2 separate regions of the Mus musculus genome follow, and region 2 is linked to region 1. Evidence: chromatin contacts called from ENCODE Hi-C or POLR2A ChIA-PET data. All regions are on one chromosome and are shown on one strand. Each heading gives the region's core, a stretch centred on a gene start or an enhancer-like site at or near the end of the contact. The rest is flanking DNA. Distances are from core to core; before and after follow the strand shown.

The links. Hi-C counts contacts between places; a loop is a spot of excess contacts on that map. ChIA-PET counts read pairs that join two places held with the same protein, here RNA polymerase II (POLR2A).
Region 2: a map of heart shows a loop between it and region 1 (2.5-fold over the local background). The contact joins the promoter of Rab9 here to the promoter of Trappc2 in region 1. A Hi-C loop is called at or near these places in 3 of 37 maps with a recorded cell type or tissue (heart and left cerebral cortex). POLR2A ChIA-PET finds 5 or more read pairs at or near these places in 4 of 5 experiments (Patski and embryonic stem cell).

What each region holds. Positions count from the first base shown.
Region 1 is chrX:166,439,396-166,442,201 of GRCm38, reverse strand. Trappc2 (trafficking protein particle complex 2) reads right to left here and starts at 1,447. Exons shown (of 5, transcript NM_025432.4): 1 at 1,363-1,447. It overlaps Ofd1 (OFD1, centriole and centriolar satellite protein), which reads left to right and starts at 1,498. Exons shown (of 23, transcript NM_177429.3): 1 at 1,498-1,922; 2 at 2,075-2,173. The coding sequence starts at 1,908.
Region 2 is chrX:166,478,424-166,481,229 of GRCm38, reverse strand. Rab9 (RAB9, member RAS oncogene family) reads left to right here and starts at 1,363. Exons shown (of 3, transcript NM_019773.2): 1 at 1,363-1,690.

The DNA.
Region 1 (2,806 bases), core at 198-2,697:
CACACACACACACACACACACACACACACCTCTAAAATAAATCTAAAAGTACAAAACAACCAAAAACTGAGTGAAGACAGTGCCCAAACAAGGTGTGGAAAGTGCTGCTGTCATCCTCATTACATCTCCTGTGAAAATACTTAGTTCTGGAAATCATAATTTCAAATGATGGATACCTTTAAACAATATGTTGGGAGCAGGGGGGTGGGTGGGGACTTAGACAATGAATGGTCTGAAAACAAAACAAAATAAGAGCAACTGAAGGAGCCAGTCGAGGGTGTTTTAAGCTAAGTGAGGATGAAGTGTTCTGTGGTGGGTGTTTAGTATATTCTTGAAATATAATGTCTAGTAGGAAAGGGATTTGACTAGGGATAGCTCGTGGTTCCTTATGAGCAAAATCTGCTTTGCTGGTATGGCTGCCAGGAGCTGGTGCTGAGAAACTGTGTGGTCAGCAGTGAAAGGCTGTGATCAATTAATTATTCATGTCTGGTATGGCTGTCAGGAGTTGGTGCTGAGAAACAGTGTGGTCGAATGGCTATGATCAATTATTCATGTCTGGTATGGGTTTGAGGGAGTGCAGTACATACACAAGATCAAGTATTTTTTTTTAACTCTAGACTTGACAGGCTTATTCTAAACTGCTGTAAAGGCCAAGCCCAGGGCTGACATCTGAAGTTACCAGGAAGCTAAAAATTCATATGGTGCAATGGTGGAAGACTACTAGTGCAAGAGCAGGATGAATTTAGAAATCCTTACAAGTTAAACATTTTAGTTAACAGGCAAACACAAGATAAAACGCATGCACCCCAGTTCAAAGCCGTCCATATTTATAGCAAATCTCTCTATGGAGGAACCTTTCAGAAACTTGCTCCTGACAGCTGTAAATTCAACTTGCCCCACAGATCAGCAAAACTAGTGGGGCTTTTCTATAAAATGAAGCTCCGTGCTTCTCAAGGAGATGCGCTTTTGCCCTCTTTGAGAGCATCTGTCAAAGTCTGGAGGGCGAGGTAGGGTACCACTGGCATTTAATGGAAACTGACCAAGGATGCGGTCAACCTACGATGCCCGAGACCGCTTTCTACAGTAAACCGGCTGCAAAGGGCAATGGCATTGCAATGAAGATGCACTGCGTTAGCGACCTGGAGAACGCCAAGCCTCCGTCCCAGTGCGCGGAGGTCCCCTCCAAGGGGACACGGAGGCTATACCAACTAGGAGAACGGGGATTACTCGGCGCCGGGGGGCTGGGCGTGCTGTCCCGAGTCAGGGCTGGGTAGAGGTAGAAGACCACTGTTCGCATCACGGGAGGCCTGGATGCCCCCGCGGACCCGGAACGCCCGCCGCCTGCTTCCCTCCAGAGCTCACCTGTAGGGAGGAGCCGAGATGAGAACCGGCCGCCTCTTTAATCTGCGCTCGGGAGCCTCAGCCTGGGAGTCCCAAAATCACTCTCGCGAGATCTGAGGCTATGCTCTCGCGAGACGTGGCCGGGACTGCTCGCCTAAGAGCGCGCAGGCGTCACGGAGGGCCAAAGCCTGGGCGGTTAGGCTGAGCCGGCCGAGCGGGCCGAGCGGCCGGAGCGGGCGGAGCAGGCGGCGGGCGGCGGGCAGTGTAGGGATGAGCTACGGAGCAGGGAAAACTGCCGACTGAGCGGCCGCTTCGGGGCCCTCGCTTGTCGTTTCCGTCTTTATTCCGTCCAGAGTCCCTCCTGGCTCGCGGACCCGCCCACCCTTCCCATACCGTGGGAGGAAGCGCGGCTGCTTGACGAGTTAGGGGCTGAATGTTTAGCTCTCTTGCTCCCCTAGGTCCCCAGAGACAAGCTGGATTCCGAGGTCAAGGGCTCCCTCTCCTCCTGCGCCCCGGCCCGGGCCGAGGAGTCCGACCGTGGAGGGGCGAGCTCGGGAGGAAAGCAGATGAGGATGGCTCAGGTAGTTCCACCTGCCACTTTCCAGGGTTTTTCCGATTGGACATCTCTTTGTTTTGATGTCCGTTAAGCATCTTAGGGCTTCCGGTGAGGTCACTGATTTCTGAAATTCAGGTCCACGTTGACACTAGGTAACCCATCATTTTCTCTTTTCAGTCCAACATGCCCCACAAGTCTGATGTGTTGAGTCAAGATGAACTGCGCAAAAAGCTATACCAGACGTTTAAGGATCGGGGTGTACTGGACACACTTCAGGTATCAGATTTAGGCACAATCGTGTCGTTATACTTCCACAAGTGTAACCTTTAACCGCAGGTGGCTCCACATTTAAATTCATTCATTAAGGTAGCACATAACCTGTATAATGAACACATTGCCATAAAACTAAGCTGCTGTTACAAATCTTGTTCCCAGTCTCGCTTTGATCATGCTACGTCTATGTAGTGAGCAGGAGGGGGACTTGCGAGGAACGGACTGCAGAGGGTAATGTGAGCAGAGTACTGTGGTCTACATGTCTGAGAACAACAAAATGAAGCCCAGTCTGTTTCATGATACTCCCTAGAAAAAAATCTATAGTGGAATGGTACCAGGTGTCTTGTCACACGCCTTTATCCCAGTTCTTCGGAAGCAGAGGAAGGCACATCTCTTGTGAGGGTAGCTGGGCCAAATAGCCAGTTCCAGGTCAGCCAAGACTTCATAGTGATACCCTGTGTCAGTAATAGTAAGTACACATAAGATATTTTAGAGTGTGGATATTTTAAATGAATAGCAACTGTTTATTAGAACATCTTAAGTTTGGGTAGCAGCAAGGGATGGAGTTAGTTCAATGTGTTTCCTTACAATATACCTTTTAGACTATATTTTACATATAGAATTGGAAATTAAGGA
Region 2 (2,806 bases), core at 114-2,613, 39 kb before region 1:
TGAACTCACAGATATCTGCCTGCCTCTGCCTTCTGAGTGCCCGGTAAAAAGACACCACCACACCTGGTTTGAGAAATCATTTTTTATATGTAACTTTTCAACATATGATTATTTAATAATATAATTACTAATAGATTACTTATAAAATATATACATTACTGAGATTTCACATTGATAATGGGTTAGAGAAAATATCAACATTTCGATGATTTAAATGTCAGTTAATGGATAAATTGTGTACTATTTCATTCTGTTTTTCCTTGTATGTGAAAAGCATAGTCATTTTTCCCTTAGAGAAGGTCTCATATAGCCTATGTACCAACTCCCTATGTGCCATGAGGATCTTGAGCTCCTGTCTCTGCTTCTAGAATGCTAGGCTTCTGTGATGTCGGGGTTGGAACCATGATTTCATGTATGGTGGACAAGCACTCGACCTTGACTTGTATCCCAGCTCACTTTTCCATATGCAACAGATTTGTATATCGATAAACCTTTACTCAGATGTCCGTGGGGGAAATATTCTGCACACATAAAAATAGATTCCTTTTTATAAGAAAAAAAATCATTGAAATTCAAACTGGAACTCAGTATTTATTATGAGCCTTATTTTCATAATTATTCTAAAATCATACTTGTGAGAAACTTTGCTAACTGTAATCTTTCTGGCGCCTGATGAAAGGTTATTACTTGAAAATGGCTCCACAAAGAGGCAGACATTATGTAAATTGTTGTGGATCACGAAAGTGAATGTCTTCTCTTAGAAACTAAACATAATCTATATGTTTATGGGGAGCTAAGAATCTTTCTTCCAGGGACTTTTATTTTTACCACCTATGTACTCAATTCCTCATATAAATCAAAGGAATACAAACACCTCTGACCCTATATTTTGCCATTATTATTATTGTTTTGTTTGTTTTTCGACACAGGGTTTCTCTGTGTAGCCCTGGCTATCCTGGAACTCACTCTGTAGACCAGACTGGCTTCAAACTCAGAAATTTGCCTGCCTCTGCCTCCCAAGTGCTGGGATTAAAGGCGTGAGCCACCACCGCCTGCTTTTTTTTTTTTAAATGGTGCAATACTGCTACGTCATAGTACTCATATGTTCTCTACTTTAAACTTTAAGAATAAATTATTATTTTGTGACCACTGTTAGAAGAAACGCAGGTGGGAAGACCAGAGCAGCAGCTAGTACAAAGAAAAACTGCGATCTTGCAAAGCAGTCTGTGGGAAGAGCAGATTCCAGACTTCCTGGCTCAGTCTTCCTTGGGCCTAATTCCTGTGATCCAGACTAGGATCTTAGCCTTAGCGGTTGGGCTCGCAGCCGCAGGCCACGCCCACAGGAAAGACCCCGACCTACAGCTCCTGGCCTGGTGCTACCGCCACAGGCCCCTCCCCGCAGCTCCTGGCCCCGCCCTAAAGACTTAGGTCCCGCCCCTGACCCGGGTCTGGTTTTACCACTCCAGACCCTGCCTCACTGCCTCAGGCCCCGCCCCGTCGCCCCACTGTCAAGGCCTCGCCCCTCCGTCTTGGCCCCGCCCCGGCCGCCCGCCATATTGGTTCTTCTGCCCCAGTCGCTCCCTCTTGGAAGCGCTCTCGACGTTCCGGAGTCTCTGGCCTTCTTCCTGCCCTGGTTGCACCCAGGCGTGTTGGCGAGCCGCCCCCAGGACGTCCAGTGTGTGTCTGCAAGGTGAGCGGGGGTCATCCTTCCATTTGAGGTCCGGCCAGAGCTGGTTAAGAGCGCGCGTAGCCTGAGCTGAGCTGCTGGAGCGGAGGGCCGCCGGGGCGGCGGGCGAGCCAAATTGGCGCGGGTCAGTAGATTGCTGGGCAACAGGGGTAGTTAGCTTGTCCCCAAGTCTCCTGAAAATTCCTACGTCAGTAGGAAGAAAGACGGGTTTTCACATTCAAGCACGGGAAGAAGATCACACACCCAACCACTCGGGACATACACGCGCGCGCGCACACACAAACACATACACGCAGACCGACCGATCGGCCTTACTAGAGAGGAAGAGATATCCCTTCCAAAAACATCATCTCAGGAAAGAGATATACCCCAAATACTTGGGAATAGGATGGTGGAACGATGCTCACGGGACCAATGACATTACCTGGGTACACACTTACACATTAGTCTTTCCCCTAACCACACGGGGACACCCACATACTCGAGACCAAACCTTGCGCCACAGTGACTGACTAATGCTGGGGAAAGCAAGCTTGTGTTATTTGAGTTTGGCGACCTCTGACATACTACCCTTTGACCCACTCAGGTGAGAGAGCTTGGAAGATAAAGCCAGGGCAAAGACCTTGTAGGCGGTTGGGAACATCGTCAGATATCAGATCTTGGCCGAGGTTTCAAAATCGCGTTCCTTTCTTCCTTCCATCTTAGTGAAAAGACCAGAGGAGACTTTTAAGTACTGACCAAATGGTTGGTGAACGTATTATGGTTCTGTTTTGTTTTGTAAATGATGACACATCCCGTGATCATACTTCTTTTGAGGAATAACTTCTGCAAGTTTCCAAATTGGCACGTGACCAGTCTTTTCACAGCGTCCTCATAAAATCAACAGACTGAATTTGGTTTTTGTTTTGTTTTGCTGGTACAAGTTTTGTCTTTTTCCTTGCTAGCACCACTGCAATGGAAAATCCCTACACTGCCTGAAATCTCAACTAGAATTGAAGGAAACCCAGGGCTTTCAACTAAGGACTATTTACCTTTTTCTTTTCGTTCTTTTTCTTCCATTGCTGGAGCCCAAACCTAGGGTCTTGTGCTTGGCTAAGAAAGAGCTGTACCCCTGTGCAA